Regions from separate parts of the Mus musculus genome. Here regions 2 and 3 are each linked to region 1. The links are chromatin loops, found by intact Hi-C in ENCODE. Cell type or tissue: left cerebral cortex. All regions are shown on one strand. Region 1 has its middle 22 kb from the start of Arl4a. Region 2 has its middle 100 kb from the start of Gm40399. Region 3 has its middle 30 kb from the start of Gm40399.

Evidence for each region. Hi-C counts contacts between places; a loop is a spot of excess contacts. Peaks named below come from ENCODE experiments on the same cell type or tissue, not always from the same donor. Only the 100,000 strongest peaks of a DNase experiment are listed, where the experiment ranks them.
Region 2: a loop joins it to region 1, with 3 times the contacts of the local background. A loop is called at or near these places in 3 of 42 quality-filtered maps.
Region 3: a loop joins it to region 1, with 2.1 times the contacts of the local background. A loop is called at or near these places in 2 of 42 quality-filtered maps.

What each region holds. Positions count from the first base shown.
Region 1 is chr12:40,012,450-40,020,449 of GRCm38, reverse strand. No RefSeq gene overlaps it. Among named protein-coding and RNA genes, the nearest start is that of Arl4a, 22 kb to the left of the region's middle. In left cerebral cortex, no CTCF peak of the experiment used is centred here; a DNase peak (open chromatin) is centred at 3,348; H3K4me3 peaks cover 793 bases; H3K27ac peaks cover 1,658 bases.
Region 2 is chr12:39,845,398-39,853,397 of GRCm38, reverse strand. No RefSeq gene overlaps it. Among named protein-coding and RNA genes, the nearest start is that of Gm40399, 100 kb to the left of the region's middle. In left cerebral cortex, no CTCF peak of the experiment used is centred here; a DNase peak (open chromatin) is centred at 4,771.
Region 3 is chr12:39,916,650-39,924,649 of GRCm38, reverse strand. No RefSeq gene overlaps it. Among named protein-coding and RNA genes, the nearest start is that of Gm40399, 30 kb to the left of the region's middle. In left cerebral cortex, no CTCF peak of the experiment used is centred here; a DNase peak (open chromatin) is centred at 3,809.

The DNA of each region.
Region 1 (8,000 bases):
AATGCATTAGGAGACAGAGATGTGGCAACAAGGCAGAAGGTACACTATATATACTTATATGCTAGACCCTAGCCCTGGGTTCAGTACCCAGCGTACACAGCATATTGAATTCATCCAGCCTGTTGTCCACTTTCACCATAGCTCAACCTGGCCTCTGGTAAGCTGACTCAGAACACTGACAGTGACTTCTAGTAGTTGAGACACCATCTAACCCAAGATCTATTTTACTGTAAAGTATCAGATGCTTTGTGTAACTTAAAGATAGAAAATAGAATGGCTATGCAGGTATATTCACTCTCCGAGGATTCTCACTGGTCAGCTCACAGTTTGGCTAAGTTGAATGATGGTAATTCAGCGACCACATCTATACCAAAACCCAATGAGTTGGACACTCGAAATTAGCAGCATGAAGCTGGACTCAATAGCACACACCTTTTTTCCCCAACACTTGGGAGGCAGAGGCAGTTGGATCTATAGATGCCAGCCTGGTCTACAGAGCAAGTTCTAGGACAGCCAGGACTACATAGAGGACTCTATTTTGAAAAAAAAAAAAACAGTGATATGAATTACATCTTAATAAAGCTCTATCCCAATAAAGCTGTATTTTTTAAAAACAAATGAATTACAAGTGAAAAATGAGTTTTTACTTTTTACCCATACTTTAAATACATTTATCTAAACCCCCTCACATGAAGACTTGATTCTATCACTTAAGAAATTTAGAGAATTTCCTAGAGCATACATTCTAGGGCCACCAGAGGATTTGTTGATGTATTACTGAAGATCTTGAGAATAGCTCACCCCAACCCATAGTTTCTGAAAGACAGAGTAGATGTCTTGCCTTCCATGGCATCCTCTTATCATGTAATCTCAGACAGCAAAGCTCACTCTTCCCTGCTCCAAGGTAGGTCCTTCAGAACACACACACACACACACACACACACACACACACACACACACACACACACACACACACACAGAGAGAGAGAGAGAGAGAGAGAGAGAGAGAGAGAGAGAGAGCATATGCATTTTCCAGTCAAGGTTCCTGTGATGGTTGGTGGTGTCAGCTGGTTTCACCTTGAAACAAGCCTCAGGGCACCCCATGAGGGGTTATCTAGATTGTATTAGCTTTTGGGATGTCTGTGGACTATTGCTTCCACAAGGTTGATTGATGTGGGAAGCCCTGTGTTAACTGTGGGCAGTACCCTGGACTGTGTAAAGAGAAAAGGTAAGCTGGGCACTACCACTCACCGCTCTGTGTTAGATTGTGGAGCTGGGGTGACCAGTTGCTTCCAGGTCAGGATGGACTGTGAGCTCAAAGAAACCCTTTCTTCCACAACACATCAACTTTGTGACATGGAAGCAACAGAAAAAGAAACGGTCCTGCAGGTTAGTTCAAGCTAACCTGAAACTCTGAAAACAACTCTTGGCTGTTCTCCTGCCTTGCCTCCCAAGGACTGGGATTATACACCTGAATTACCATGCCTGGCTTCTTTGCAGCCCTTTAGAATGGGAAGTGTGTCATGTGATACAGTTGTAAAAACAAGGCTTTGAAATTATTAAAAATGAAGCAAACTAAGCAGAATCACTCTGGGAACATTAATCTTGCTAAGTATATTTTAAGCATTTCCAAAGATTACATAAAATCATCTAAGAACATAGACTCTCGAAAAGAGTCTCATAATAAAGCTTTTTTTTTTAACTATCCACACGTTTTTGAACTGTTTTTCCATTATTCATTAATTCATTAATTGAAGAAACGTTCTAAACTAAAACTGGATCTACTCTCTGAGCCACCTACAACACTCCTTAGTGTTTACTTAAGGACTCCATGATGACAGGTCACAGAGATGCATGCATAGCAGTATTTACCACAGTAGTGGTCGTCATTGCTATTATGGGAACAACCCAAGTGAAGAAGGATAAAGAAAATATGCTACATAGATGTGATAGAAATGTTTAAAACCATAAAAATGAATGAAATTATATTTGTGAAATATGGATGCAACTAGAGATAATTATGTGTGTTTAGTTTCAGAATGACCAATATTGCGCTTTCAGTTGTGATTCCTAGATTTTATATACTACATAAAACCACGGATGTGCATACAACATGAAACTGAAAGCAAAACTGCCCAGGGGGGAATGATGAGGACAGGAAGATGAGGGAGGAGGGAGATGGAGGAGGGAGAGGGAGGAGGGAGAGGAGGGAGGGAAGGTAGAAGGGATGGTGTTGAACGGGCTGAGCAGAAGTCTGCTCTGCTGTGAAAATGTCCTGTGTGACACAGTGCTGTGTACAATCGGACACACAGTGAAAACAAAGGAGTGTGCCTGTAACCCTAGGCTTGCTGATATTTTAAAGGAAGGCAATCAATACAGTGTTTCTGATTCGTCCTGGTCATTGATTTCCCTGACTATGAATCCTTGGGATTTGAATTCCATACCTCACGGATTTATGAGAGAGCATAAATTTATATAGAATCTTTTTTTTTTACCTTGTTAAAATGTTTCCACACATTCTTTGGAAACAATTATCTAAGTGAAATAATCAGATGTTTAGGTTGCTAATGTCCAACGGAAGGCTAAGGTTTTAGAAACAAAACAATGCCTTGTTAGACATTTCATGTGTTCAAATTAATTGGAGAATTAAAAAGCTATCAGAAGTGACAACAACCCCACCTCTCACACATAATTATGAAAGAGATATAAATATTGTGGACAGTTTGTGAAAAATCCATACCTTTGAGGCTTTTAATTGCAGAAATCAGAGTATTTAGAATAACAGTTTGTAGAATGTACACTTTTTAGAAGCTTAAATTGTGGTGGAAGAATGTGTTAGGGATGTGGTTGTCATTTCTGGTAGCTTTTTAATTCTCCAATTAATTTGTACACATAAAATGTCTAACAAAGCAATATATTGTTTCCAAAACATTAGCCTTCAGTTGGACATTAGCAACCTGAACATCTGATTATTTCGTGATATACAGAAACCTAGCCTGTGTTAAAGAGGACCATGGATTTTTGCAGTCCTGTTAAGAGCAGAGGCTCTGGTGTTGACCATTATTTATAGCAGGCTTCGTATCCCTGTTTGTGACAGATGGGTGGTTTTACTGGAAAGGAGGATTCGGAGATAAAGCAGGAGTCTAGTCAGAGGTGAAGAGGAGGCTCGTGTTCCTCATCTTATCTTCTGTTTAGTGTGAGTGTGTGAGCGTGCGTACGTGTTAGTTGCTGAGAGCCCCTTCCTGTCTGCTGGAACGGAACTGAGAGGGGTGGTGCAGCGTTAGAGGTTCCGAAATCTAAGAGCCACTTTCCTTTCCCACCGCTTTCCGCTGACTCAGTCCAGCAGTGAGCCCCGCAGGACCGAGAGGTCTTTGTGTTCAGATTATTTTACTAGCTACAAACGCCACACCCTTGTAGTACAGACACAGAACACTTTGTCCTTCCAGGAGGTCGGGACTTTGACCACAGCCCTGGGATTTCAAAGCTGCCTCACGGAGGCTTGTCTACTGTGATCTAAAGTGTTGAGCCCAGTGAGGGTCCCGTTATAAAGCAGTTTTACAACTGCTTGCTGCTAGACTCCCACACTAGTGAGGCTATATCTTTAAAACAGCACATAGTCTGTTTTGAAGGGGAAAAGGCCATTGCTCTACACAGGCAGCTGTAAGGAAAGAGTTGGTGTCTGAAAGGAGAGCTGAACTGGAGACTGGGGTGGAGTTGGCACCCAGAGTTTTAGCTTCCTAAACTGGGAGTAGTCACCGTCATTAGGACTTATAATTCTCTTCTCCGGACACTGCAAGGCTTGAAATGGTTATGTACAGTATTCTAAATCCTCTTCAAAGCGAATCTTGGCATTGGACAATATGATACTTCCCTAGTAACTGTATGAAATGGGATCTCTCTCTTCCAAAAGTGTAAATCCAGTAAGAACAGCTAAATTATGTGTACATGTTTATGTCTGAGTATTAGTATGTGCACACCTGAGTGTAGGTATCCACAAAGTCCAGAAGAAGGTATCAGATCCTCTGGAACTGGACATGGGCAGTCACAATGACGCCATTCGCCCCCCCCCCATTAGTGTTAGAACCCCTTAGGTCCCCTGCAAGCGCTGCACACTATAACCACTGAGATACCTCTCCAGCCTTAAAGCTAATGAGCTGAAGGAAAGACATTTACCCTAAGAGCACTGGGCCATGAGCCAACAGTCGTTTATAGGTCACCTTCACGACGCCCAGCTCCCAAACATCTGTCAATCTCAGGCTTCTCTTGGGCACGCACCACTGGCTGTATGAAGCTCGGCAGGGAATGGCTCCCCAGTTTTTGCCAACTGGCTTCTCTCATAGGCTAATCTTGATTGCTTTCTATTGTCTACCCTGCCGCCATAACATCTTCATAAAGGAAGGTCATGAATACTTTGTGTTTTCAAAGCATCCTAGCTGAAGTGAAAAGAAAAAGGAGTTTGGAGTTCATGTCGAGTCTCAGGAGAGGGCAACCGCTCTCTGGCCTGTAAGTACAGGAACTTCACCTTCAAGGTGACCTTAGCAGCCAACAAGTTTGCATGCCTAGAGCAATCTGACCAAATCAGTTATTATCACACATGTAGCCACTGAGCTACACCTCCAGGCCCCTTTTATTTTCATTAAAAAATCCAAACATTTACATTTTTAAAAATTTATATATACTTACAGCTTTGTTTTTATTTCAGATGAAACTTTTTCAGGCCCAGATCAATACAAATATTCATTAAAAAAAAACAAAAACAAAACAAAACAACAACAAAAACTTTAAGCAGCGTAAATCATTTCTTAACCCCAAACTTTGGTCTGGAGACCAAAGAATCTCAGAAATAAAAGGTGATGAAGTAAATAAATAACAGTTGTCAACTCAAAGGGAGTAAGAGACACTTTATTCTGGAACCAAATATAAGAGGCCCTTGCTTGGGAATACAGATTCAGGTTGCTCCAATTACCATGTTCCAATGAGGTAACAATTTTATGAACTTTTTATAGTAACAGAACAAAACCATAAATCAAAATGCTTTTAAAAACATTGGTTTGTACATCAAATAGCCGGATTGCAGCAAAACAAGCCCCTGCAGTAGGAGTGCTAGCTGCCTTTATGTCAACCTGACACAAACTAAAGTCATCAGAGAGGAGGGAGCATCAACTATGAAAATGCCACCATAAGTCAGGGCTGAATGCAGCCTGGAGAGTATTGTCTTAATAAATTATTGATGGGCAAGGGCCTAGTCCATTGTGGGTGGTGCCATCCCTGAGCTGGTGGTCCTGCGTTCTATAAGAAACAAGCTGAGCAAGCCATTAAGTAATATCCCTCCATGGCCTCTGCATCAGCTCCTGCTTCCTGACCTGCTTGAGTTCCTGTCCTGACTTCCTTCAATGATGAACATTGATATGGAAGTGTAAGCCAAATAAACCCGTTCTTCCCCAATTTGGACAACCATGTCAACATCCCAGCAATAGTAACCCTAAGCTATGTAGGCCTCAAAAGTGCTCTGAGAACTATTAGCTTTGGGGTTGATGAAAGTTAGGGATCTGCTCAAACACTACAAAGGAATTTACTTCCCAGTTACGAGGATATTATGTCGCGCACAGCTGGGTACTAAATGGCTGTTTAGATGTTAAGACAGCTCAAGGTAATATGGCTGTGGGCTTGCAACAGTCTGACCCCTCTACAATCATCACGGTTATGATCAATCAGCCCTTGTAGACTGTTCCATGCAGCTGTGGCCTTTTGGAGTTTTATATCATGAAAAGGTTTTTCTTTCTCTCCTCTCTCAGAGTGTAGCTCAGTCTGGCTAAAACGGAGGCAAACATCACGCCCTAAGGCCTCTTGAATACTGGGATTACAGGTATTAACCACCATGCCCACTTCAGAAATAACAGATTTAATGAGCCGAAACAGGTGCCAGCCAAAACGAAATAACTGATTCTGGATGCCCTCGGCCACCAGTCACAAGGCCAGGCAGCAGGTGGGAAAAGATCCTCTAGACCTAAGAAGCTGAAGTATACTTTATAGTGAAAATTTGGGAAGGAAGACGCAAGTTCTCTTTTACATTTCTATACTCCCTGTTGAAGAGGGAGGGGGAGCTATGAGAAGAAGATGGACAGCTTCCAGGCAGCAGCAATCCTTGTCTCTGGACTAGTTGGGAGGCAAACATGATAGTGTGGCAACTCCAGGATCTCCACAGGATTTGAGGTAAAGTTCAGTGGGCTTTCAAGAATGGAAAATCGTCTTTTGTTCTTTAGCTAGTAGCTTACTGCTTACTAATACCTACCCCCCCCCACCTCTGCCCTTCCATCCTATGTCCCTTTGTAATTAAACTTAGCACTCTTCATCTTTTTCTTATAAATACAAAAGTCTTAATTTAATTTTGTGTTTGGCTTTGTAAGAGCGAGCTGATTTGATCACTTTCTCCACAATTTTGTTTCCTGCTGAGATAATGTTCCTTCTAGTCGGTGGCCGAATGACACTGAACCTCAGACTTGGCTTTCATCTCCATCCATTCTCTCCCTCCAACTGGTCTCATCTGGAGCTGTGAATTTCAAGCCAGCTGCAGGCTGTTGAGTCCAAAATGTCTATATTCACTCCTGACAACTCCCTCAGTGCCGGACACTTAGTACTCACCTTCTGTATTTATTGGTCATTGCAAACATAGACTTCAGTATTCTTCAAACCTTTTTCTTTCCCAACCTTGTTCATTTTGTGTAAGCTATCACTCCCATTTTGAAAACAGTTGCATGGCTTCTTGTTTGCATACCTTTCCAGTCTCTTTTCTTTTTCTATACAGACTAGTTTTTCTGGAGTTTACTTCCCAGGGCAACTAGAAAACATGAAGGTCTGTCATCGAGCCTTGGGTCTGGAGATGCATGGGGGAGATATTTGAAGAAGATGGTTCTGTGGTAGGAAAGTCAGACATGACAGAAAGGCATCAGGATTAACTAATGAAAGAAGCCTGGTGGTGGAAGGACTGAAAACCCCTCCCCACCAGGCCTACAGGCAAGGAAGAGAAGCCCCGAGGTCTCCAAGCTTGATGAGTCAGCAGCTCACTTCCATAAAAGATACTTTTGCAGGCAGCCTTGCATTGATTCCTCCCTTGAAGTCCCACCCACTCTGCGGGATGGGGAATTTCTTCTCACTTTTTAAAAATGTCTGCTTGCTCTGCTTGTCTGTCCTTCCTTATTCTTTTGGGGTATAAAACAAAGAACATGAACACCACTGGCTTGGGGTGGCCTTGATGACTATAGATTAATTGTTCAGCATCCCGACTCTCTGACTTGAGCTCACTAAGAGCTCTGGCTCACACAATGAATCCCCATCACAGGGGTGGTTTGAGCCATGTTAATGACCCACAAAAGCTCATCATTAGAGCTTCCTGCCTTTCCTAGCTCTCGGGCCTGTTTCCATTCACAGGACCACTCTCTATCTTAATAACAGTTTTATTTCTTCTACTGTCCCTGTGTACCTGGTCCAATACTTTGTTTTGGACCAATACATAAGAACCTAGAAATCCCAGGGAGTTGCCCTGGCCATAACAGTTGGTAGTGGATACAAGTAAGGCGAATGTCCTAATAAAATACTTCATGCACCATTTTATGAAGTTTTCGAAAGTCTTACATTGCTAAGGCTGACTAGAACACTAGAATTAGGAAGGATACTTCTTTTGTTGGCCATGATGATCCAAAGGTATCTCTATCCCTTTTTTTAAAATTTGTTTCTTATTCAGTTAAATAATAACTTGCATATGTTTTGTTTTTAATTCTCCTTAACAAAAGCGCTTTCTCTAAAACCAACCTAAAGTTTGTATCTTCTCTGAATGTTCAGGCCTAGTTTCCAAAGCAAGCATTGGCCAAGTAAGTCATTTGGAGATAGTTAAATATCTGAGGAGCTATGTTGATAAGTAGCCTTGGATTTACCCAGAATCTGTTAAAGTATAACCTCATAGCTATAAGTCTGAGTAATTGGTGTTGGAGTGGGAGGACACA
Region 2 (8,000 bases), 170 kb after region 1:
CTTTCTCAACCTGCTTTCCTATACCATCTAAGGCCTCCTGTGCAGGGATGACACTATCCACAGTCTGTGTCAATTATTAATCAAGAAAATGTCCTACAGATTTGCCTAGAAATTAATTTTATGGAGGCAATTTTTAAATTAAGATTCCCTCTTCACAGATATGTCTAGACTTGTGTCAAGCCTAATTGATCCTTTGTCAATTTGACATACAAACATAGCACATTTCATTTCTTGTTTATCCCAAGGTCTCAATATCACAATATATCACAATATTGAACATTATAAAATGTAAAAGTTCCCTAGTCTTTAAAACTTCAAATATTTTAAAACTTCAGTCTCAGCTGGGGATGGTGGCACATGCTTTTAATTCTATACTGGGGAGTCAGAGGCAGACGGTACTCTGAGTTTGGAGCCAGTCTACTCTACAGAGCAAGTTCCAGGATAACCCGGACTATTCAGATAAATCTTGTTTTGAATCCCCTTTCAAAACCAGTTCAGTCTCTTTAAAATATCCACTCTCTTTTAATGTGCAAAGTCTCTCTAAAATCTCTGTGAAATTTCAAAGTATCTTATAGGCTCCTATTAAAAAAATGTGAAGAACCAGGGCATACTCATAATTGAACAAAGCAAACCCCAAATTCCATAGTATAAAAAGTTTAGCCCTTGATGGGTCCCAGTCTGTGACCCATTCATAATCCTTTGGGCTTCAAAAGTCCTGGACCTCTTCCCTGGCTCCACCCTCTGGAACAACTTGTCTTCTAGGCCCAAGCTGACAAAAAAACCAACATGTACACAATGTCATCTGGCAGCACAGTTAGTGTTCTCAACTCTTGAGTGAGCTCTCAAGCTCTAGGTTTCACTTCTGGATCGGAAATGGAAAGACTCCATTGTGGATTTGCTAAATCAACTCTAGACTGGCTTTTCCCAATATTTCAGCCTTAATTACACAGTTAGATAAAGTGCAAATGTGGAGTGGTCAACAGCTTTCACGTAAATGGAAACTTCTAGCAAATTCAAAAAGATTTGATGAACTCTAAGAGAAAGTAAGAGAACTTTTAAACATAGTAATGTTTTGTGTTTTTAAAAAACGTTATTTTGGAGGGAAAAAAGTTGTATCTTGTGGGGTAAAAACAGAAAAAAAAAGATGTAGCTAAAATAAAAATCTCCAAAATAAGAAAAACATTAAGCAGAAACATTTAATTCTCCATTATTCATCCAGAAACTTGTTTGCTAATTTGAATGAGTAGTGATTGCTTAGAAATACTCCAGTTTTCATCTGACCATGAAACACCAGCTACTTCCACATACTCTGACTCCATAGCCAGTCTGCTGACTCCAGAGCCAAAAGAAGTTACAGATAATGTCTTCCTTTGGTATTTCTCCCTGAAGTTTATTATTTCCTCTTTCCTCTCGTCCCATCACTTCCTGCATTTTTGCTTGGCCTTATTCTCTGGCAGACACCTTATTCTTACCTTTGGCTCTTGTCTTCTTTACGGTGAGATCATGGAACAAATTGTTAGAACCTACCCAAGTAAGGGACTTGGACAGAAACCCACAATGGAAAAATCTACTACATGATAGCAGAGAAGAAATTGCGGTTGAATACTTTTTCCGTGAAGCATGCTGTCTTGTTCTGTTCTTCTCATTGCAATAATCGGCACTGATAAATAGGGTCCTTGCACTGACTGAGGAATAGCACTTCCAGGACAACACTTGCTCAACCTCGCCACCTCCCTCAGGCATTTGCCCAAAAGACTCTTGTTGGCCTTTGTCTCTGATTTAAGCATGTCACACTCCCCCAGTATTACTTCAGTTCCAGTATCTTTTAGAAAAGGCATCTCAGAACAAACTCCCTGTGTGCATTGCTGTAGTGTGATAAGGAAGGTGCTTGCATGAATCCAGCCTCCAGGGACCACACCATAAAGGCAGGACTGAGATATTTGAAGATGTTCATGTGAGCTCCCAGCTTTTTGGACTGTTCATCCACTTCCTTTTGTGGCTACCAACCTCTTTATTTTCTTGTTACCCTGGAATTCTGTTTATTTCTTCCACATCTTCAAAAGCATCCCCAGAGACACTTTCCTTGACAATCCCCCTTAATCTGAACTAGATACTCTGCTGAGTATACTTTGACATTATTGCCAATATGTGTTTTAGATACTCTATTATTTCTGTTCTTCTTTTCTCTCATGATGGACTTTTGAGTTACCCGAGAATATAATGTCCTTTTTAAAGATTAAAACAATATTTTTCCTGTGTGTCTGTCATATGTATGTGAATACAGTCAAGGATATGCCAGTGGATGTCAGAGGATAACCATGGTTGTTAGTACTTCCTTGCACCGTGTCAAAGACAGGATCTCTTTGTTGCTTGACTCTGAGTATATCAGACTCTCTGACTCCAGTGTTTCTGGCGATTGTCCAGAATCTGCCTCCCAACTCACTATAGGAGTACTGGGATTACAGATGCACACTGCTGCACACAGCTTCCTCTGGGTTCTGGAGGTTTGAACTCAGATCTTCATGTTTGAGCAACAAGGACTTTACGGCTGAGTCATCTCCTTGTCCATCACTGTGTTCTGTCATCACTGAATGTCCAGGGCCTTTGACTACACTTTGCCTAGAAATCTTATTAATTGAAGAGAAAACAACATTGAAAAGCCATTTGTGAAAACAAATTTTATTTGACTAAAGGCATCAATAGGTATTTTGTGCAATTGGGTTTTCATTCAAATATTTGAAATTTTAGGGATTTATTCAGATTATATTGCCTTTTGGGGAAAGAGATATTGTAAATAATAGAAGTAAAAAGAATTATATTATTAATTTTTACTCAATTCATGTATGTGGATATTTGCTTCTGTGTGTGGCATATGTGCATATGTTAATGCACAAGCAGGTGTGTGTGTTCATGTGGAAGCCAGAGGTTGCATTGGGAATCTTCCTCAATTGCTCTTCCATTTACACTGGGAGGCAGCATACCTCAAGCCCATAGCTGGCAGATATATTCTTACTAGGCAGCTTGCTCTGAAAACCTTGTCTCTGTCTTCTAGGGCTGGAATTGAGGTGAGTCACTGAGGCTGTCCAGCACATGGATTCCCAAGGTTTGAACTCCTGTTCTCTAGTGATGCAGCAAGCACTGTACCAAGTGAGGTGGTTTGCAGCAATCAGTTCTCTGGGCTGTGTCCCTAGCTCTGGAATTGTAACTTCAAATGTAATAAGAGCAAAACATAGACTAGCCATATTTCTGCAATTGCTTTAGCTTCTAAAACCTTTCCTTTTTTCCCTAGCTGATTAAACCTTGGGATACTTTAATGCCACAAATTCAGGCATGGCAATTATCACTTTTCAGAGATTTTGCAAACTGCTAGTTGACCGCTGTTGTCTTTGGTGCATGAAGAGTGAGGGCAAAGATGAACAATGGCTCCACTCTCACTGAAATGGGTTCTGATTGGTGCCTCTCAGTGGTAGTGGTTTGTGGGTGTTATGCACAATTGCTTTATGATAAAAGCAAGGCTGGAGCAGCACTAAGTTAATTGGACAAGACTATCATTAGCAATGGAAGCTCATCAGTGTCTTAACTGCTAATGGTATAAAATGAAGTACAGGAAAAATACTCTGAGCTGGGATGAGCATTATTTTTGATTAATTAGCAGGTTTAATGGTCTTCTGCAACGTGACAGCTATTCTATTGATCCACCTCATTAAGGATCATGAAAGTAAAAGCAACTCCTTTTCATTTTGGTATCAAATCTCTGTGATTCATCCAAATTTCTCAAAGGGCTGCTTGGAATAGTGTTGTTAGTGCCAGATGTGGCTTTCAGTGTGTGTGTGTGTGTGTGCTGATATGAAGTAAGCCTATTGAAATGTCTTAATTCTTATTTGTTTGCTTGGGTACTGGGTAGGGATAAGTAGAACCTTAGAAGGGAGAATGACTGAACAACCACATAAACACTGTATCAAATATTATGCATGAGTAAATCTTAATTATTTTTTATTGTTGACATGAGTTTGTTGAGTGCTATTCCTGCATGAGGAAAACTGACGTATTTTTAACAAACTGTGAAGCAGTTTCTCATGACTTTAATCTCAGCACTCGCAATCACAGGTGGATCTCTGAAAGTCAGGCTCGCCAAGACTACATAGTGAGCCTGTTCTTAAAATATGCAAGAGTTGGGAGATCATGCAATGTGAGTGTGTGTTATTCCTCAAGCAATTTCATGCTGCAGTAAGAGTTTACATAATTGCCTGCTTGTTTCCAGTCTCAGTACAAATGGCAGGAAGAAAAATGAATAAAGCACACAGGGGACCATGGTAACCACAACCTTTCTTTTCTTTTGTTTCCTTTCCTTTCCTTTCCTTTCCTTTCCTTTCCTTTCCTTTCCTTTCCTTTCCTTTCCTTTCTTTCCTTTCCTTTCCTTTCCTTTCCTTTCCTTTCCTTTCCTTTCCTTTCCCTTCCCTTCCCTTCCCTTCCCTTCCCTTCCCTTCCCTTCCCTTCCCTTCCCTTCCCTTCCCTTCCCTTCCCTTCCCTTCCCTTCCCTTCCCTTCCCTTCCCTTCCCTTCCCCTCCCCTCCCCTCCCCTCCCCTCCCCTCCCCTCCCTTTCCTTCTCTTCTCTTCTTTTCTTTTCTTTTTTTCTTTTTTTCTTCAGAGAATCAGTGTGAGAGGCTGGGAAAAAGCAGCAAGGAGCTGGGCAGCTAGGGAGGGTTCTCATCCTAACAAAGACCTACTCTACAGGAATAGAACTCCTCCTGTGCCTGCAGCCTGCTGGGTGGAGCTGATGAAACAAGCTCAGGCAGAGGTACCAGGCAGATGCTCTGCGTTTATTTCTTTGGGAAGATGGAACTCACACTGTGGAGAAGACTCAAAAGGATGTTCCAAGCAGACAGAAGTGACAGATGCCTGTGTCTCCTACCCTCCCTCCCCCTCCCTCCCTCCCTCTTTTCCTCTCCCCTTCATTTATTTTTCTTCCTCTCTCTTCCCCACCCCTAGTTTCTTCAGTCTCTTCATTTTTTTTTCATACCATGTTTTTAGTCATATTAATTGGTGATATTGTGAAACCATATAAGTGTTGCAATTCAAGGCATGGTTAAGATGGCACAAAAACATGATAGTAAACCCAGTATTGTAGACATAGAGACACCTTTGTAGACAAGGAAGCATTAAAAGAAATTTAGTTTTAAAAGCTTATTTTCAAAAAAGCAATTACTTTCTTGGGAAAAGCAAGTACATTTAAGATTATTTATTCCTTTGGAGACTACACGGATGACTTGGGGTCTATGGAACTGCAAACACCATTTTGTTTGTTAATTTAAAGACTGAAAAAGTATCTACATTTTGTTGTAGTGGAGCACATTAGCTCAACCAGTCCTTTGGAACTATTGCCATACATTCTATAGTTACGTGTCTCTAGCTGCATATGTATCAGAAGATGGCCTAGTTGGCCATCATTGGGAAGAGAGGCCCATTGGTCATGCAAACTTTATATGCCTCAGTACAGGGGAACACCAGGGCCAAGAAGTGGGAGTGGGTGGGTAGGGGACTGGAGGGGGAGGGTATGGGGGACTTTGGGGATAGCATTGGAAATGTAAATGAAGGAAATACCTAATAAATAAATAAATAATATATGAATAACCTGGGCAGTGGTGGCACACATGTTTAAACCCAGTGCTTGGAAGGCAGAGGCAGGCAGATCTCTGTGAGTTCAAGTTCATCCTGGTCCACAGACCTAGTTCTAGGACAGCCAAGACTACACAAAGAAACAGAAGAAAAAGATGTATGTACGTATGTATGCATGTATGTATGTATGTATGTATGTATGTATGTATATATCTGTCTATCATCTATTTATACATACCCACATATGTGTATATGAATAAAATGCCAGTCTACTTTCTGTCTTTGTGACAAAATGCATGCTAAAGTGATTACAAAACGAGGAAAGGCTTAGTCAGACCTGGTGACACCATCAGTAATCCTAGCTACTTTGGAGTTTGAGACCCGGAAGACTGACCTGGACTACATAGTGAGTTTGAGGGTAGTCTGGGCAGCTTAGCAAGATCCTGATTAAAGACGAAACAAACAAACAAACAAACAAATGAAAAACAACAACCCAAACCTAGAAACAATAACAAAAAACAAAATACAAGAGGGTTGGGCAAATAGCTTAATGGTAGGACAACACTGGCTTAGCAAGCATGAGGCCCTGGGTGGCAACCCCAGTACAGAGTAGTAGGGATGCTTATCTTCAAGGGCTCAGACGTATGTGCATGGTTTTCTTGGGCATTCGTCAGCATTGTACATCATGATGGACGTATATGAGTGGTTGGTTACCTTCCTTCTTAGCAACCAAGGAACGAAAAGAAAAAAGAAGAGTCCTAGGCCTCCAATATGCTCTTTAAAGAAATGCCCAATTATCAAACCCCCTTCCACTAATCCAATCTCCCAAATTTCCCACTGTCTCTCACTGTCATTAGAAACTGGTCACCAGGGCTTTAGAGCACCAGGGTCCATTCAAGATCCAAAAAAGTAGCAAGCGGCAATGCGTTTAAATACAGGTCAATTTAAAAGCCCTAACTTGGCAAGTCAGTTAAAGGAAAAAACAAACAAACAAACAAACAAACAAACACCCCTCATTTCCAAAAAGGATAGTGCCAATTTTCATGGATTGCAAAGAACTCAATGTACCTTCAACATGATAAGTTCTTAAAACTTTAGACAGAAAAGTGTGGTAACGATGAAAATATGAGAAAGGGCAGAGCCATCTTGATGATGAATCTGTCCTGTTCTAAGCTGTGACATATTATAGAAACTATACATCGGCAAGAAAGTATCATGTACCACTGAGCCCAGTGCTAGGGCATACACAGATTCCTATGCTAACCTCCCCCCCCCCAAAAAAAACCCCAAAACAAAAAAAAAACCCAAAAAACCAACCCTATCTCAGAATGGACAAACAACCTTTGCAACTCTTTAAACTGAGAAGTGTGGAAGGAGTCAGTAACTTTGAAAAAACAAACAAACGAAAAAAAAATCAAACATCTTTTGAAGACTCCTTTTCCTTTTTGAAAATTCACTTTCCTGCCTTCTAATATTTGTTTATGTGGTTGGAATAATGAGCTCTCTAAACACAGCTCTTGCACATTTATTTATAAACCCCAATTGAAATGCAGACCAAGTGCCTTAAATTGTGACTAGTGTGTCATCCCTTCCACTTGCAGGCATTTTACTAACAGAAACAGCAAATGTGTTTTTAAAACCACACTTCACTTTCAAGTCTACTGAGCAACTGAGCAGACAAGACATTAGAGTGAGCCAGGAGTCATCGGGGTCACTGGTCCTGGCTGGGCCATCAGCCCATTTATATAAGCCTCAGGATTCCTTCTCCTGTGGTCACTCTTCAGACTGTGGGGAGTGTGGCCTTTGCCCATGTGTGCGTGCCTGCATGTGTGTGAATTCCTTCACTCTCTCCAATCTGACTCTTAACCTGCTCAGTTCTTATAGTTGCTAGACGTGTTTTCATGCCCACATTTCCTCCTTATTCCTTGAAAGTTTTGCCTTTCTCTGCATTCCGAACTTAGATGTCTGAGCCTCCTGAGCCTGGACAATTTCATCAGAATTAGACTTTCCCCCTCCCAGTCCTGTCTTTGTGACTTAAGATGACAGCTGCTCTGACTGAACCTTCAGCTCTTAACTGGTGGAGCAAATCTTCTCTCCCCATTTCTTATTTCCTTCTTGCTTTTCAGCAATGGGACTTTATAGAGAGCTGAGTTTCTGAGCATCCCCACTTTCTCTGAAGGGCTTTGGCTAGTGATCCCTATTCCCATGCTTTTATGGGGCTGATAGTTGGATATGTCCTTGATTGCGATTTTTCACTCCATTAAAACCATCAGTGGATAGAAGTATGTGTCTCTACATTGAAAGCTTTGACAAAACAAGTCCTCTTGTCCCACAGGAGCTAGAGCCAATATTCCTCTTGTATGTCTTTCTGGTGTGTTTTCATG
Region 3 (8,000 bases), 96 kb after region 1:
GTAAGCTTGGAGGCAACGATGCTCAGGTATACACTTCTCACGTGCTTCTTAAGTGACTTATTTCTTTATATGACTCAGATTTTAAGAGACTTGTGTGTACAAGCCATTTTACTTAGAATTTGTAGTGGAATTCTGTAAATCACAAAGCCACACCTTTCAGTTTAATATGTTTCTTGAACCAAGTCATGTCTAATTCACCTTAGTTGTGGGTAAAGTAACTACTATTTAAATGCAGTTATTTTTGAAGAATGATTTCATCAGCAAGAAACATTGCAACACATTCTATAAGCTCTTGTATTAGGTAAGCAAAAGCCACTTGGAAGGTCTACATGCACCTGCTTTCTTCTAAGACGCAGTCATCAACAAACATGATAACTAAGTTTTATCAAGCTTTTTGGCAGCTCTTTCTGATTAGATGAGTTATAACATAGATTATATTATTTTAAAGCAACAAACTCCTGGTAAGAAGTTTTTTTAAAGTTTATAATTCTTAAATATAAAAATAAATTAATTTTTGTAAATGCAGATATTGCATAACCACCATGCAGGTTAACATCTGTATATTGATATTATTACCAATTCTCACCAGGACCTATCTTAGGAGGCTCCATTATGTCTGTCCAAAGGTAGTTATTACTATCACCCTTGTCACCAAATGTTAAATTTCTTACACTTGAACTTTCCTTAAATACAATTACAAATGGTGGGGATGTAGCCTGCTTAAAATTGTGAGGTCCTAGATTCAGTTCTCAGTATCACACGCGCACACACACACACACACACACACACACACACACACACACACTATATTAAAATTTTAATCCGACAGGCCAGGAGTGGTGGTGCATGCCTTTAATCCAAACACCTAGGAGGCAAAGGTAGGCCAAAGCCAGATACAAGTTCTACGGCTACACAGAGAAATCTGGTCTAAAAAAACAAAAAAACAAAGAAAGAAACAAACAAAAAAAAACCCCAAATCCCCACGAAATCTGAGACTTAACTCAGGAAATATACAAGGGGGAAAGAATGGACACAAGAAGAAAGGCTGATTATATTTTCCCTAGAAGTAAACTAAAAAAATAAAACATGAAGAGGATCATAAGTCTATAATGCTTGAATGATTCTTTATAGAGTAGACAAGTTTCTGAACACAAGATGTGCAGCTATGCATTGGTTTTTATTCTGAGACGTCTTTGCCCATAAGTTGTGTGCCCCTGAGTATGAGATCTGTAACTCAGCTGTGTGTAGAGATACATAATCTTTCTCATTAGTGTACAGCTCAAATATCTTACAATTATCCATCTACAGTGAATAGATATTTGAGCCAAATTTAGTTTTACATGCATGCTGTGCAATTCTTTGAATGGAGAAAATCTCCATCATTCCTGGTGTTAAGCTTGTTTGATAATGGTATTTTTAAGCTTGTTTGATAATGGTATTTTTAGTTTAAGTATACACCACAAAATGATATAGGCATCCATTCTGATCAGCTGTTTGAGGTTTTCAGATGCCCCACATGTTCAGCCTTGCTGGGTATTGTCAGTTGTTTGCCTCTAAAGTTCTGTTCTATGTATCATAATAGTCAAGGGTAGTTTAATCGAAGTTTTCCTGATTATTCATGTGCTAGCTCTTTTCCATACATGTATCACCTTTGATAGTTACAACCACACGAAAACTTATCTTGGTCATTTCTCCTGAGAACTTCATGTTTTACTTTTTAACTATTATAAAGCTAAATTTTAGACTTTTTTGAATGCAGAGATTATTTGCAGGTAGACTCTGGATTATCTCAGAGTATGCAAGTTAAAATATCAGAAATGTGGTCTGATGTAAAGTAGTTTCTCTTTCCAGTTGGAGACTTGAACATAGTGAAATGGACTACCATCGGCCAATAACAAACCATCAAGAAAGCACACAACTAGACTTTATTTTCCTGATACACATATGGTAAGTTGCTAGTTTGGAAACCATGTCAGAGATGGCCCATTGATTTTATTACTGTGTGGCCAAACACCATTATTAAGAATGGAGCAAGTTGCTTTCAGAGGTCAAGTATACCCTTTATGAAGTGTACTCAAGTAGAAACTGATGCTCATTTGCCAGAGAATAAGAACAGAGTTTTGAATTAAAGTGTAAATGTAACTAGTTTAAACTAAGTTTCTTCTAAACAATGAGATCACTTAATTTTAGGAAATGGGGATTTTTTTTTTAATACAAAAATGCCAATTGCAGGCCTTGAGAAATGGCTCAGCAGGTAAGAACACACAGACTAATAGTGAACCTGAGTTCAATTCAAAGTGTTGGTATCAGGAGCTGACTTTACCATTGCAAAACACCTCCAAACCCAGCCATACATTCCCAACGTCCATTTAGTTTACCTCCCGTCTTTACCAGAGAGCGGTTATATCACAGCCTAAATAAAAGGCAGACCCTCTTGAGCTTCCCACTCTCTCTCTTTTTCTCTTTTCTCCTTTTGTCTCCATAGCTCCCTCTTGTCCCCTTCCCCCACAATAAAGCTCTCTCACGTGGAACTGCATTGGCTTGGTGTGGTCTGTCTGGACATGAGCCTTGATTCTAACACAACACAAAGAACCTGTGTTCAATTCCAAGCACCCTGCCTGGTGGCTTATAACTCTAGTTCCAAGGAATTCATGCCTTTTTCTGACCTCCAGGAGCACCGGGCATGCACCTGATATACATACACATACATGTAAGGAAAACACCAGTACAAATAAAGGAAAGTAATGTTAAAAATGGAAAACAAACCAAACCAACCAACCAACAAACAAAAACCATCAGTTGCACGTCTCTAAAAGATGCCATGATGTTCATGAACCCAGCCAGTCTTAATAATGACTCTGTATAGCAAGCAATACACCTTAATTTCTATTTTATGGATGAAGAAAATGGAGGGCTGAACTTGTTCCAGCTGACTAGCTCCTGGCAGAGACACTTGGCATTGGCCTTGCTTCTCAGTTACTGTGTCTTAGAAGCTGGAATTTATAATCCCCAAGGAACAGGTTGAGCAAACAGATATCCAGCTGTGGGATCAAGGGTGTGTTCAGACGCTTGGCGTTATGCATATGATGTATATGCACATATTTATATCTGATATGTGTATGCCTATGCATATATATTCATTTGCATTGTTTATGGGTGAGATATAGTGTTGGGGGATAATATACAGAATATGCAGGAGCTAAAGTAAATATTGGATTTATATCATGAGGACATCAAGGGCTTGGAGAGAAGCAGACAGACGGATAAGATGACACAAAGAACACCTGTTAAGGGGAATGAGTACAAAGATAATGGCTTCTTGAAAGCCTCTGTTGGCTATATATTGTGGTTGAGAGACACTGAAAGTGAAGTTTTACTGGCACTTAAAAATTCTCTGTGCATACATTCTATATGGCATTCCTTAAAAGTTAGAATAAAAATATTTGAGGGGACCCTTTTACATCAAAAGAAGAAATGGGCAAAAAGGCACAAGAAGACAGTCATTTGTTATTTAGCAAAAATGTCATTATATAGATGTGCCTAAAAATTCTGTTAATTTGTGCAAAAGCCCCTAAATCTTAAAATGGTTATTTTGCTTTATCTAAGCTCCCAACTGTTTGGTATGGATTCAGTAATACAGGTCTATGTTTGTGGCTTTCTATCTCGTAGAGAAGTTTAGATTTCCAAAGAGAAACGCTTTGTGCTGTCTGTAGGCATTGAAAGCCAGACTGAGAATCCTGTTCCTTTCTTGCTGTGTTCAGTGGAGCTGTTGTTTTATCACTTGCCAAGTCGTGGCCACCTGTGGCTCTGCCTTGGCAGCTCTGCACTCAGCAGGCCAGACATTAGGCTCACAGGAAAAGCCTCCTGAAGCGGAGCAAAAAAACGCAATCCTCTCACATGACCAACACTCTGATCAAAGGATTTGCTGAACACATGAGCTGACGTGTTTGCTTCGAGCAGACACTGTCCACTGCTTTTGTTGGCAACGCTGCCAAAGGCTTTTGCACACAAACAATTAGTTGCAAGTCATCTGATTTTCCACACAGGAAACCCAGCATAGAATAGACAGTCCTCTAAAGATTTATCTTCTCTTTTCCTGTTGTGTGTATTCTGTTAAACCTCAGTCACTAATAGACTAATGACGAAGGCCTGGGATCCCTCTGGGAAGTAGCACGTAGTCTCAGGGTTTCTCTAAATATACTTAAGAAGCTTAAGTTTGCCATCTAAGACTCAAGGTGAGCTGAGATGAATCAGCAAAAAAAAAAAAAAAAAAAACCTGGCCAAGACTGTGGAAGTGTAATTAACTCGCTCTTTTAGAAGATTTTTGATACCTTATTTGTATCTGTTCTTGGTAGTCAGGGATATGTCTCTATCTTGTGCCATTTTGAGCTCTTCTCTTCCTTTACAACATGGTTTGATTAAGAGAATGAACTTCGTTATTTAACGGTGGGCAAGACTATTGATTGGGTATAAGCTAAGTTATAAAACTGTTTAAACAAACAACTTTACAGGCTGAATAATTTGCCATGGCTTAGCTTCCAGGAGACACCCTGGCAACTCTTTAGCCTTTGGGAAAATCTCTGACACATAACAATGCAGGAACATTACAGCCTGGGATCTGATGGCATCTAGCCCAGCTAGACAACTAGATTACTAGGACAGCACATTTTACATGCTTCTTTGAGTTTCAATATTCCTATCTCTGAAAAATGACAAGTATATTAACAACAATATTTATAATGGCAAGGTACACACTTATAAATGTCAGTTCTTAGGCAGAGGGCAGAGGGCAGAGGGCAGAGGGCAGAGGGCAGAGCGCAGAGGGCAGAGGCAGAGGCAGAGGCAGAGGCTGAGGCTGAGGCTGAGGCTGATATGTCTTTGTGAGTTGTAGGCTAGCTAGAGCTGGAGAATGAGAACTTGCCTCAACAGAATCAAACCACACCAACAACACTACCACAGTATTAACAAAGGCCAACATCCGTACCATACTTTTTACATGCCTCATGCTATGACTATAATAACTTATGTTTGACCTCACAATGAGAAGTCTACTGTAATATTTGTTTTACTGATGAAGAACTGAGAGGCACAGAGGTTAAGCTGCAAATCATCAGATTTAGAAAGTGGACGAACTGGATGGACTGTGAACATAGGATGCTGTCTACAAAGCATATGTACTATACCATCCTTACGATGCTGCTACTTTCTGACTGGGTGTTCATATAGACGTAGATAAGACTCTTACAATGTCTTCTTCCATTCATCTTACTGTGGTGGTTTGAAAAACGACCCTCATAGACCCATTGGGGGAGTGGTATCACTAGGGGCTTTTGTCTTGTTGAACACATAAGGTTTTATTGGAGGAAATGTGTCACAGGAGGTGGGCTTTGAGGCTTCAGAAGCTCAAACTATGCCCAGTGGCTCACTGTCTTTTCCTGCTCCTTGCCAATTCGGATGTAGAACTCTCAGCTACCTCTCCGGCATCAATTAATTCTGCCTGCATGCTCACCATTCTTAAGACCCAGTCAAAAGCATAGAATACTTTTGAGCCTTGGGTGAAGACATGGCATTCAGACTTGCTCTAAAGAGTACAGCATTACATACTATTTTCTCCTTCCTTAAGGGTTAATCCAGCTGGGATGTTAATCACCTGGCCAAAAGACCATCATCCAGAAAGACCAATTCATCTAAAGCCATGCTAGTGAAACGGGAGGCACATTTTTTTATCTCCCTAGTAAGACAGCATGCATTTTCTTCCCCGGTGTGGTCACTTATGAAGCTGTTGTCATGCAGGTCTGCTTAGTCTGTTCTTCTAAAATTACTCAGAGAAGTGAACCTCTCCCCTCTTTCCATCCTGTTTCTTTTTCCTTTTGGATACTAACCAGATCCTAGGCATGTCTTTATCTGATGTTCTGGACTTTCTCACTCTTTTTCTGAAGCGTCTCCCTGCCATGAGACAGCTTATCCACCATGTAAGTACTTGGTGACATTATACTTCTTAACTTTAATAGAAGAATTTAAAATGGGCTCAGAAGCTAGTTGGAAGCTATTTTATAAGCATTTAAATGTAAAACAATGTGCCAGGCAAGCTGTAAATCTTCTCTATCCCCCTTCTCTTATCAATGAGTTTAAGAACCTTAAGAGGGGCGTCAAATTCCCTGGTGCTGTGCAAAGGAAGATGGCTAGCTGCACTCCTGTGCTCTTGTTCTCAGTCTACTAAAAGTATCCCTGTTGGGACAACCAACAACTGCCTTCAGACATTGCCAAGTATCTCTTGGACGGCAAAACCACTCCTTCCTCAAGAAGGACCATGCTTTAGAGTAAGAAAAGCACCACGTATTTGATGTTGCAGATTATTGATTATAACACTGATTGAATACAAGTTGGTTTTAAATGTTAAAATTTTGGAGTTGGTGCCAGTGATGGCTTAGGGGTTAAGAGGACAGGTTGCTCTTCCAGAGGACCTGGTTTGAGTCCTAGCATCATACATTCAAAAATCATATCTTCGCTATTTCCTTTAAATACCAATTTTCTTATGGGTTCAATCCATCACTTAAAATGTTGGGGTGGAAATAAAGTAAGAATGACCCCTAAACTATAACTTTGGACTTCAAATGTGAGAATGAAGAAATAGTAGTTAAAGTCACCCTTTAAAATATTAGGTTAGCAACACAATTCCACACTCGCCTCTGACAGGTGTGATATCTTTGTACAGGACAATGGCTACCAAAGTGATTTGGGACCCTGGGAATTTGTAACTCAGTGGGCCATAAAATACAGTTTTATCTGATGGAGCTATGAGTGACATCTGTACTACCACTGAGTTATGGAAAAGGGGAATGTACTTAGAGCCAGCATAGATAGGCAGATGTTCTACTAGAAATAATGATTTATTTCTGGTTGTTGGAGCTTCTGGCCTTTTCTACCCATCAGAACACCTCGATTACTGAGAAAGAAAAGCAGTTCAGGGCCTGAGTCCTTTCCCTGGGACAAAGACTTGGTAGTACATCTGCAGCCATTGAAGTCTTTAGAAATTAGATGGCAACTTTTTTTCCCTTTCAGTGACAAATAGCTGAATTCTCACTAAGATGTTTCTTTGTTAAAAAGCATGTTCACATCATGACTGCACCCTAAGTGTTACCCACAAGAAGGATTTGCCTGGCAGGAAAAACGACTTAAATATACGGAAGAACCACAAAAAACAAAACAAAACAAAACAAAACAAACAAACAAAAAAACACCCCAGGAAATACATCTGAGAAATGATTGTCTCAGGAACAGAACATTCTTTCTACATCTACAGATGAATTTGCAGAACTGTCTATCTTTGTGATAGTCATACATATCATTTACATAGCCTTTCATCTGTTACAGGAAGGGAATGTAAAGCATACATTAGAACTTAAAAGATGTAATTGTTATTTTTTTCTTATGCATCATTTCTGGACTGGTTATGCTAAAGATTCTAGATTGTTATTATGAGGAAGATGTTGAGTCAGGAAAACATGAACTAGAATCACACTTAAGAGTCTAAAAGGGAGTTATATGTCTAAAGACATGTTTTTAAGCACACAGGGAACAAAACAGAATGCCAGTATAAGAAAAAGGAAAATAAAGGCAGAACTGAGTTCAGTAATTGGGACAATAGATTTCATTTGACATGAAAATGGAAAAAGGTTCAAACACAGAAACTTAAATAAAAAAGAAGGCATGTGCTGATATAAAGAAAGGAGAATTTTGGCAGTAATAAGATCATATTTAATAGTTTTGTTCATTAATCACAAGGGGAACATTCTCTTAAAATCCATTCAGTTCCCACGGGTGAGTGTCTGAACATTGTCTAAGACTGCTTTGATTTACAACAGCCTTCTTTGGCATAGTCCTGAGGAAAGTAATTCTGGATGGCCTTCCATCAAAGCTCAGCAACTATGAGCAAAAGACGTTTGGGAAGCGGAATGTTTGAGTGGGTTAGTGGCTGGGTTTATTAGTTCTGCATGAGC